Regions from separate parts of the Mus musculus genome. Here region 1 is linked to region 2. A link is a loop called in an ENCODE intact Hi-C map of the cell type or tissue named here. Cell type or tissue: gastrocnemius. All regions are shown on one strand.

Evidence for each region. Peaks named below come from ENCODE experiments on the same cell type or tissue, not always from the same donor. Only the 100,000 strongest peaks of a DNase experiment are listed, where the experiment ranks them.
Region 1: it touches region 2 in a loop (2.4-fold over the local background); 3 of 42 quality-filtered maps call a loop at or near these places.

What each region holds. Positions count from the first base shown.
Region 1 is chr17:30,126,056-30,131,055 of GRCm38, forward strand. The region is part of intron 2 of Zfand3 (zinc finger, AN1-type domain 3); the gene reads left to right. Among named protein-coding and RNA genes, the nearest start is that of Zfand3, 120 kb to the left of the region's middle. In gastrocnemius, no CTCF peak of the experiment used is centred here; a DNase peak (open chromatin) is centred at 2,659.
Region 2 is chr17:30,431,971-30,436,970 of GRCm38, forward strand. All of the region lies in intron 6 of Btbd9 (BTB (POZ) domain containing 9), which reads right to left. Among named protein-coding and RNA genes, the nearest start is that of Btbd9, 140 kb to the right of the region's middle. In gastrocnemius, no CTCF peak of the experiment used is centred here; no DNase peak of the experiment used is centred here.

The sequences.
Region 1 (5,000 bases), 310 kb before region 2:
AACCAAAGTAAGGTCAATATAGTATGACTAAAACTAAAACACAAAGTTTACAATTCCAGTTCAGACAATCAGTTGTAGAATTTATAAGCTCTCTGTTGCCTGGAAACCATGGTTGTTAGAAAGGAGATTTCTTGTCAGTAAGCAAGTGTTGGTTGCTACACTCACTCACTCATTCTCTCACTCAGATGCGTAAGGTCCTAATAGAATGTAATGATCCTGATAGAAACTTTAGATTATTTCCTCTTCACACATCAAAGTCACGATCAGAATCACTTGCAACGGCCCGATTTGAGACTTGGCTTACTCTAAACCCCATCTGATTTCCTTTAGGCTCCTTTTGTCTATGATACTCTTGAAAATAAAACAGCTATATTCTTTTCTTTGAGATGAAAATGTGCCTGTACTCATGAACAGTCCTGTGTACAAGAGTTCCTAAGATTCTGTGCAGAGCTCCTGTGCACAGGCCCCGTGCTGCTGGAGCTCCTGGGTGTCTGCTGCTCTTCTCAGCACTGTGCTGCTTCCAGGACATAGTCATCTGGCTTTCTGCTGCTGTTGGTTCAGTTTTGAGATTGCCATTGATGACAGCATCTCTCTTCCCTTTTCTCCTTTGAGACATTCCCTTAAACCCATCCCTACTCTTCTGTATATTCATTGCTTCTTTTTCCACTGGTTGTCACTATATGCATGTATGTATTTGTATATACATCTATATTCGCAAATATAACCTGTTTAGTCAGTGTAATGCTACTTCTATGTATATTTTCAGGGCTGACCATTTGGCACAGGGCAGTTTGGTGTGCTCCTCCCTGGTGAGGACTGTCCTCACTAGGCAAGTTGATGGTTGTCCTCATTTGAACCATTTGATGGAACCATTTGAACAGTCATGTTGGTGAGACTTTATGGGTATAGTTTCTTTTGTTCCTAAGAGACACAGTCTCACAGCTAATTCCTTGATCCTTTGACTCTTCCAGGCTTCCTGCCCTCTCTTTCTTCTCTAGCATTCACGGGGCTTAGGTATGAGAATGTGTTGTCGATGGCCATGGGACCGGCCTCCACAACTCTGCACATTGGTTAGCTGTAGTTCTCTGTAGTGGCCTTTGTCTGTTGCAAAGAGAAGTTTCCTTGATGAGGGGTGAATTACCTGGGGATACAAGGACAGGTATTTGTTGTTGTAGTTAGAATTATGCTGGTTTAGTAAATTAGTGGTTGTAGATTCTCCTCCAATAATCAGGATTTCACTAGCACTGACTTTTTTAACCAATAAAATGTGAATGAGGAGCTCATGCCATTTAAGGCCAGAAATATTAAGAGCCAAGGTGTGGTCCTATGTCTCTCCCATTCTCTTAACACCAGAGCACTCTGATCAGGACCAATCATTCACCTGGTCTGGACTACAGATTGTAGAGCTCTGTCTACTCTCAGTAGATCTATGAAATGAACGTAACTGACAGACCATGAAACCTCTATATTTTAGGGTCATTTGTTAGTTTAGCTTAGAGTGACTGCAATAAGATCCTTGAAGTTCTTAGATACTCAAAACCTAGAGGATATGTATGTATGTATGTATTTGTAGTTGGTCATTAAAGTGTGTTCATGATTCCATACTGCAGTTTGGGTCCTGAACACTGAGTATGAGTGCTGAGGGAATGAGAAACACGGGAAAGCTGGGTGCCACCTCTAACCAAGGGTCCCTGCTCTTGCCATCTCTGGAACGTGATGTGGTTTATTAGGTCCAAGCACAGGGGGAGAGGTGAGCTGATGTCTGTAGGAGGTCTCTGTAGAGAGCAATCACAGGCTGACAAGCACTGACTGGCTGTCATAAACACTCCTACTTTAACCAGAAGGCTTTTCAGACTTCCAGCCTGGCCCGACTCAGCCTCACAGTGATTTGCTCAGTAGATAAGATAGTCTTTCTCCTAGAAAAAGGATACTGAAACAGGAGCTCAGTGGTTTGCCTGAGGTCATATAACTATCGAGAGGAGAGAGGAAGAGCCAGGCTTTGAACTTAGCATGCATGCCCCTGAAGACCATTTCAAGGCAGGATGCAGAATAGCTGTGTAACAGTTTTCTTCACTACTATAAGTGTAGACTATTCAGCTGAGAAAACACGGGCTTTTCTTTTTCTTGTGCCTCTTTGTAAGTACCATGGAACTCTTTATTAGATCATGAATTTCATAGACTGTAAATTCTGCCACACAAACAGCCTTGATATTGTGAAAATCATTGTAGCCTTTTCTAAACAAAACCCAGTACATCTATATATATACAGCAAAAAATAATTAATTAAAAAACCCATCACTCATTTTTTAAAAAAGAACTGTTAGCAAACATATTATTTCATTCTTTAAAACAATTTCTTTTGGTTAAGTCATTAGTTGGCCTATTTATTTCTGGGAAAAAGCTTATTCTTCTTAAGTTTACCATGCTTGGTCATGTTTGAATAGATGAATAGTAATTTGTGCTGAACATTTCACAAGTTTAAGTGAAAGTGCACTTAACCCATCCCACTTGATGTGACGTGCACGCCTCGTCAGTGACAGGCACTCCACGAGATGGCGATGAGTGAGGATGTGGGTGAGGATGCTGAGACCTGTCACAAATGGAAGCTCAAATAAAGAGGAGATGCTGGTGGGCGGGTGCTGTCTCTGTTGCCTGCTACCACCATCCTCCCTCTCCCTAGAGGGGGAAGCCCCCCTGGGAATTTCTTTGTCATTTCTCCTGTCACTTCTACATGGCCAAATGAAGGGTTATGCTAAATGTGGTGGCATGTGTCTGTGAATCCAGCATTTGGGAGGCCAAAGAAAGAAAATTGCTCTTGAGTTCAAGCCTGCATGTTGGGTTTTGAGCCAGCCTGCGTTCAGAACAAATGGTTAGTGCCATAAGAACTGGATACAGCTATAAAACTATGCTATAGAAAGAGGGATAACCTTTCCTTTCTAACTGACTTCCAAATGCTTTCTTAGTTCTTTATGGGATGTCTTTTATGGTGCATTTGAAGCCTTGGGCTTGAGCTGACACTGAGCCACACCCTTAGTAACAAACAGAAGACTTAAAACATAGCACAAGATTTTAACTTGACTGTGTTGCTTTACTAATTTTTCCACTGTACATGTGTAGGACTCTTGTTGAGCTGTATATATGTATTCATATATTATCAAGTATACATTTTTGTGACTAAATTAAGGTCCTAACAGTCAAAATTTGTATTTTCCATTTTTTGAAATTGGTGCATATTGTGCTTTAATCCAAGCGGCAAGTGTGTCTCTGGTGCATGTTACAATAATACTAACGGACTGTTAGATGTTAATTTATGCCTTGTAAATCAGAAACGGTGTAGTCTGCACAATGAGTGCCGTATAGGGACAGCTTCCCTGCAGACACCTGTGCGGGTTCACACTCTGAGCAGTCTTCTGCCTGGGTGTGAAGAATTTCTGTCCTGTATAATTTCAGTGAGAAACCAGATTATAAAATACATTTAATTGCTAATCATAACAAACCTTGTCAGCTTCGTGCATTGTTGACTGTGTTTCGAAAACAGTGTTTGGCTTAAGAGCCAGTCTAAGACAGTCTCTGTTCTCCAGGACAAGTTGGCAGCTTTGTGTTGGAATCTATGCACATCAGGAGGCAACTTTAGAGACTTTCTGAGTCCTGTCAGGACTGGTTTTACCCATATTGAATGTTTGAAAAGACCCCCCCCCTCCCAGGTTTTTCTGTTTTCTGTTTGTCTGTCTGTCTTTTAAGTACAGGAATAAGTTGTAAAAACCAGGCATTTGCTTTTTGACAGGGATGCTTAATGTTTATACTGTGGATAGAAGCATTCTTGCTTCTTATAAATAAATTTTATAACAATTTAAACTCCATTAGTGTCTAAAGAAATTAATACCTTTAAACTTTGTATGTTCACCAGGATCCAGCAAGTTAAACTCAACAAATCTAGGTAGTTTATTATATGGCAGACATTGTGTTAGGCTGGGTCTGCAGTACTTGAGATTTTCATTTATCTGGCAAGTACCTTCTGCATAAGGGTAAGTAAGCCTTTATACCCAGGGCTTGGGAAGGCCAAACAAGACCTGTACCCTCCACGGGTGGCCGGAAGACTTCCCTAAAGAAGTGGTGCTTGTGTGCAGTCTTGAAAGGTGAGTGGTGGGTACCAGTGTGGATGCCAGCTTAGGTTTCCATCATGGGATGTCAGAGTTTTCTGAGTGGAGAAAGCAGTGTTTGGAAAAGCAGCAAAGGCCGAGAATGGCTTCCGGCAGTACAAGTGAGGAAGGTTAGTGGCTTAAGATGCAAAGGCAGCAGAAGCCCTTCCCTTAAAATTTATACTGTTCATGTGGCGTGAGGTGTGTTAATGGAGCGTGCCTGGGCCACTAAATTGTATGCCATGGTACGTGTATGTAGGTTGGAGGACAAGTTTTAGGAGTTAGTTCTCTCCTTTTGCTGTGAATTCTGGAGCTCAGAATCTGATCACCAAATTTCCATGGCAACACTGTTCCCTGCTGAGCATCTCACCCTTTCCTCAGAAGTCTTTCTTGGGGGACTTCCAGCTTTTTAGCCATGTAAAGTTTTGTAGATGCAACAGAGGAGCCTTGAGGGTTTAGGTACAGAACTGACATCAAAATTTGGGTTTTAAAGGGAGTTTTATTTCTTTGTTTCTCACAACGATTCTAATTGCTATGTGGGGAGTGGATTACAGTGACCCGAGAAAGGACACAAGGTTTCTGATAAGTTGCAGCTGATATGATCTGCAGGTAAGACGTTAGCACAGAGAAGTGTGTCCTAGAGAAAGAAGTGTGTCGGCCAGAGAGGGTCAGCTGCTGTGAGCGATGAGGCTGATGGATTTGACATGGAGTGGTAAGGGAAGGAGAATATGGAGACATGACCCCCAGGCTTCTGTGTTCAGCTTCTAGGTGCATGCTGTTGACAGTTCCACGAGACAGTGGAAGGGCAGAAAACGGGGTTTGTTTTAGTTCCTTAGGAAGTGCATATGTGAAACCTTCTCT
Region 2 (5,000 bases):
CACAATGCTGTTTACATACAGTGCAAATATATAACATATTTTTAGCATAGGTTATGAGCAATATTTTTAGATGGATGGAGCCTGCAGTGATATTAGTAACAAACTTCTACTGTAAATTAGTGGCCTAAATAGAAATTTATGTACCATAAACCCCAGCATGAAACAATAAGTTAGAAATATTTAAATAACATTTTACAGAGTGTTAAGCAGTGAGTGCAACTGTGTCGGGCTGGCTGGTACGGAAAGGAGATGAGGGCACCGTCCGAGAATGGCACCCAGGCAGCAGGAGGTAAGCCTGTGGCTTCCATAGAATGCTGGGAAACTGGGCGTGAGCTTCAGACTACACCTTACTAATGAGCCAAAGGTAGCCTCCATCAGGAAACACACAAGTCCACAGGTCAAGTATTCTCACTACTACTAGCATAAGGCCAAAAGCCGCCCACAGAGCCGAGGCTTCCCCACAGCCTTTCAGTCATCTTCCTAACCCTGCTGGGCTGCCGTGTGAGCGCCTGAGCCCGCACCATCCCGGTTTTCTCAATCACAGTCCTGCACAGACACAATCGAGCCCATTCTTACATTACTCACACTTCAAAGAGAAGAGGAGATGCCTATTATTTCTTGGGGAAAACCAGTTTCCAATTCATTTATTTCTCCAAGTCTGTAAAGAGCCTAGACTTCAAGTCCTGCATCCCAACCCAAACCTGCAAGCTTGATGCTGGGGCGGCTGAGGAAGAAATACTCCACCTGGTGTTTCCCCTCCAAATATAACAAGGAGACATCAGGACTTCAGGAATGAAGATGGCAGAATGCCATGTCTTCAACAAAAGGGAAATGGTGGCTTCATCCTTTCTGTTTGTTTGAGATTCAGAAGGACCAATGCAATGTTCTTTTTTAATGGCTTGTTGAACCTTAAAACTTAAAAATTCTCAGATTCATTAACAATGTTCCATTATAAATAAGATGAACAACAGAAATTGTTCATTTGCTAAGACAAGACTGGTACTGCATTCTAGACTATTTTCCAGTGGGTCATTCAACTTTCAATTTAAATGTCACATGTCCTGAGACTATATCTTCATTTCGCTCCTTCCCCAACTGTCTTAGACCGATTCTGTCAGTGACATCATTATCCACCAACTGTCTCACGTTCTTATCCGTCATCATGGCTGATCTCTTCTCAGGGCTGAGCGGAGTTTGAGGGGTATGAATGAAGCTGCCAGGTGAGGTGATAGCAAGTAAGAGAACCCAAGTAGGAAAGGTCTCTGTGCAGTTCAGGACATACGAGCACGGTCACAACGGCTCTATTCAGGGCAAGGCTTTGATTTCATACTCCCGATTCCAGGGACACTCAGACACAAGGTTGAGTTTACATTAAACACTGAATACCCTAATCACGTGCAGCAAGTGGAGCAAAGAACCTGGCTATGGTGGCACACTCCTGTAACATCAGCACTTGGAGCAGAATGAAGAGCAAAGCTGGCCGGGGAGACAGAGTGAGACTGTCCCAATCTATCAACCATTCTATAAATCAATCAGGCCAGTGAGACAGCTCAACAGGCAAAAGCTCTTGCCACCAGTCCTATAAAACCTGAAGCCAATCTCTGGAACCCCCAAGGGAGACAGAACAGATTCCTAAGAGTTAGCCTGAGCCTCACGCTTAATGGAATTTTATGAACACACACATGTGCATAAATGAGTAAAGGAGGAATAAATAAGCTATAAAACTGGCATTGTTGTAATGGTTCTAGAAATACCTGGCAAAGACCTAAGTGACAGAAGATGTCCTTATTCCTAGGTTCTATCTCCACGAATGAATAAAACCACAAGCCACTCGACTGTCCTGCCTGTCCCAGGAAGAGGCGTGTTCTAGTTTCTTCCTTAAAGGTAAAGACGCTGACCTTCTAAGACCCAAGCTCTTAGCCAGCATTACTATGACCAAAGAAAATCACGATATATAATGCTTACAGCAAAGTCTTCGACTGCTTGCTTGGGTGCTATTTGAAACCAGAAATGCAACTTTTAAACAAAAATGGTAAAACTTGTAAGAATATTCATCACAACAGTATTTACAAAAGCAGAACAGAAAACATTTATATATGCTTCAGTGTAGAAATCAAATTATGGCAGCATTCAATAGAACGAAATACAAGACAGTCCTCAAAAGTGTTTTCAAGAAATAATATGGAGACTGGAGAGATGGCTCAGCATTTAAGAGCACTGATTGCTCTTCCGGAGGTCCTGAGTTCAATTCCCAGTAACCACATGGTGGCTCACAACCATCTGTAATGAGATCTGACACCTTCTTCTGATGTGTCTGAAGACAGCTACAGTGTACTTATTTATAATAAATAAATCTTTAAAAAGAAATAATATAGAAAAAAGAAGAACACATCACATACATATAATACAATTTGAAGTTTAATTTAAAAAAATTAAAGTATACAAACACATATATGACCAAAGCAAAACAGAAATATGGGAGTAGTAATCTATAAACCATGAGATTATATTGATTTTACTTTTCAGCATGCATTTCTATTTTCTAAATTTCTATCCTAATACCTTTAAAGGATTTTTACCTTACTTTTATGCTATGTGCATGAGTCCTTCTGCCTGTACACAGGGTCTATATGCCACACACATTAGTGCCTAAAGGCCAGAGAGTATGGTGGACTCCCAGAAGTAGAGCTATAGATGGTTGGGTCCTGGGAACCAAACCTGGGTCCTCTAGAAGAATAGCCAGTGATCTTAACTGTTGAGCCATCTCTCCTGCCCCTAGTACTCACTACATTTAAAAGCAACACAAAGCAAAGCAAAACTTTCAGCTTTCTTCCATGGCTCTGTTCCCCACAGACCTGCTAGCCCAGCCCTCAGGGTGGCAGGCTGGAGCCGCCCTACCCAACAGTTCTCCTCAGCTCTAGCAAAGCACTTCCCAGACAGAACAGCCTTTTCCCTGCCTCGTGCATCTTCTCTGTCAGTTCAGTATTTGTTCCGTTGTCCTGCTCACACAACTAAATACAGGACACTCTCTGTGGCATGTGCTATCTGTAGAAGGAAGCCATTCTGCTACACTCTGGAATACAGTTCCCAGGGCAGCTCAACTGGGATTCTGTGGGTGGCTGCTGTCCCATGGCCACAAGTTCCATATCACTCTCTGTTCCAAAGCATGGGTGACCTGGCAGAGAAGAGGTCTGGAACTTAACCCGGCAGCTCTCTGGGGGTCCTTAGACAGGCTACGGCACTGGCTGGGCCAGGCCTGGACACGTCTAACTCTACACTCAACAGTCTTTACCACTGGATCAAAGAACTGACTGTGAGAGACCCCTCCCAAACTCTTCAGAGAATGTGAACTTCCACGCCATTCTGGAAACATCCATCTGATTTCCTAGATGCCCATCTGGCAGGCTGGAGGAAATGTATTTGAGGTTTCTATCAGTTTTCCCACTGTATAATGTTGACCATCAAGGTCAGGGCCTGATGGTCAGAGCGGCAGCTCCAGTCTTTAACGTCAACACTTTAAACCTGTTCCCAAGCCAGCACAGCACAAAGGCAGAATTGTCTCATTGCAAATCCCTCTAAGGAACAGGAAATTAAAAGCATAATTCAGGGTGCTCGGGATACCACCTCCTTCCTCCCAGCACCTCTGGAAGAATGGATGCAGGCCTGAGTGAAGGCAGGATATACGCCACATGCTTACAGTTGGTGGAGGGATGCTTTGAACAACTCCAGGAAGACGTATTGAAGTCACTGGCAAATGATTGTTCTGATAAAGCACTGGGACCCTGGGAGGCGAGGCTGTGATTGGGCTGACAGCTTTGCTTAGAAACACTGCTTCTAAGAAGCAACAATTAGTGATTCGTTTGAATACTGCCTTGCTCTGGTTCCGTCCAAATCCCTGCAGTCTCCGGCACACCATAGTCTCTTACCACATAAACTTCAGTCTTATCAAGACAAGGAGGGCAAGGCGTCTTTCAAATGAAAATAATACAAATAGCAAAGGATCTATTTTACTGTTGTGAACTCTGGCAATTTCCTCTGCATTAAAAAGATAATAAGTGTCAAAGCAGTTATTCTAACACATGACAGCTTTGGAATAGAGACAACAGAGCCGGCTCACACACACACTCACTGTGGACACATGGGAAAAGAGCAAACAGTTTCTCTAACAGATTTCTCTGCCTCAATGCCAATATGGCAAATAATCACATGAAAATGTTATTACTCCACCTAATGTTCCCGTGGAGCTTCTAAATAGACAGCTTTGTTCACTGATTGACAAATGCACGGGAACAAGGACAGCAAGGACCCTAGGAGGGGCCCTGGTGGCGCCCAAGCTTAGGTGGGGCTGACACCTGACCAGTGCAGACTCTGAGATGATTAACAAGAGCTGAGGGCTGAGGCTGCAGACAACAGATAGCTTTCCTATCTCCAACGCTGAGGCATGGGAGACAGACATCACAGTCTATCTCTAATAGGTCAAAGGAGAACAGAAGAGGGGACACAGCACGGGACCTGCAACCCCAGGTGTGTAAACCAAAGCCTAGGCAGCACACAGCTCAGCTCATGTGCACCCGTGGGAAAGCTTAGTGTATCCAGAAGGCACACTAACAGACTGGAACAGGAGCTCCACAAATTCCAGGTCAGGACAGCACATAGGAAGCTTCAGACCAGACATACAGCCACCGCTACTTGAGCTTGTTTCTAAAATTAATTAACTAAAAATTTAAAATGAAAATGAAATTTATTAAACAAAATGCTTATAATAATATACTACTAATAAACTATAATGAAATTTAAATTTGGGAATCACTTCGTGGAAACATCCATTTAACATGCTTATATCATATATGAACAGTAGGAAGTGAACCATTACATTTAGAAGACGTGGCTGAGGACAGGGTTCGGCTAACTGAGAACTGTCTAACATGCATGAAGCCTGGGGTTTCACCCCTATTGTCAGACAGAGGGCCTTGTGACACCTCAAATCCCAGTGGTAGCAG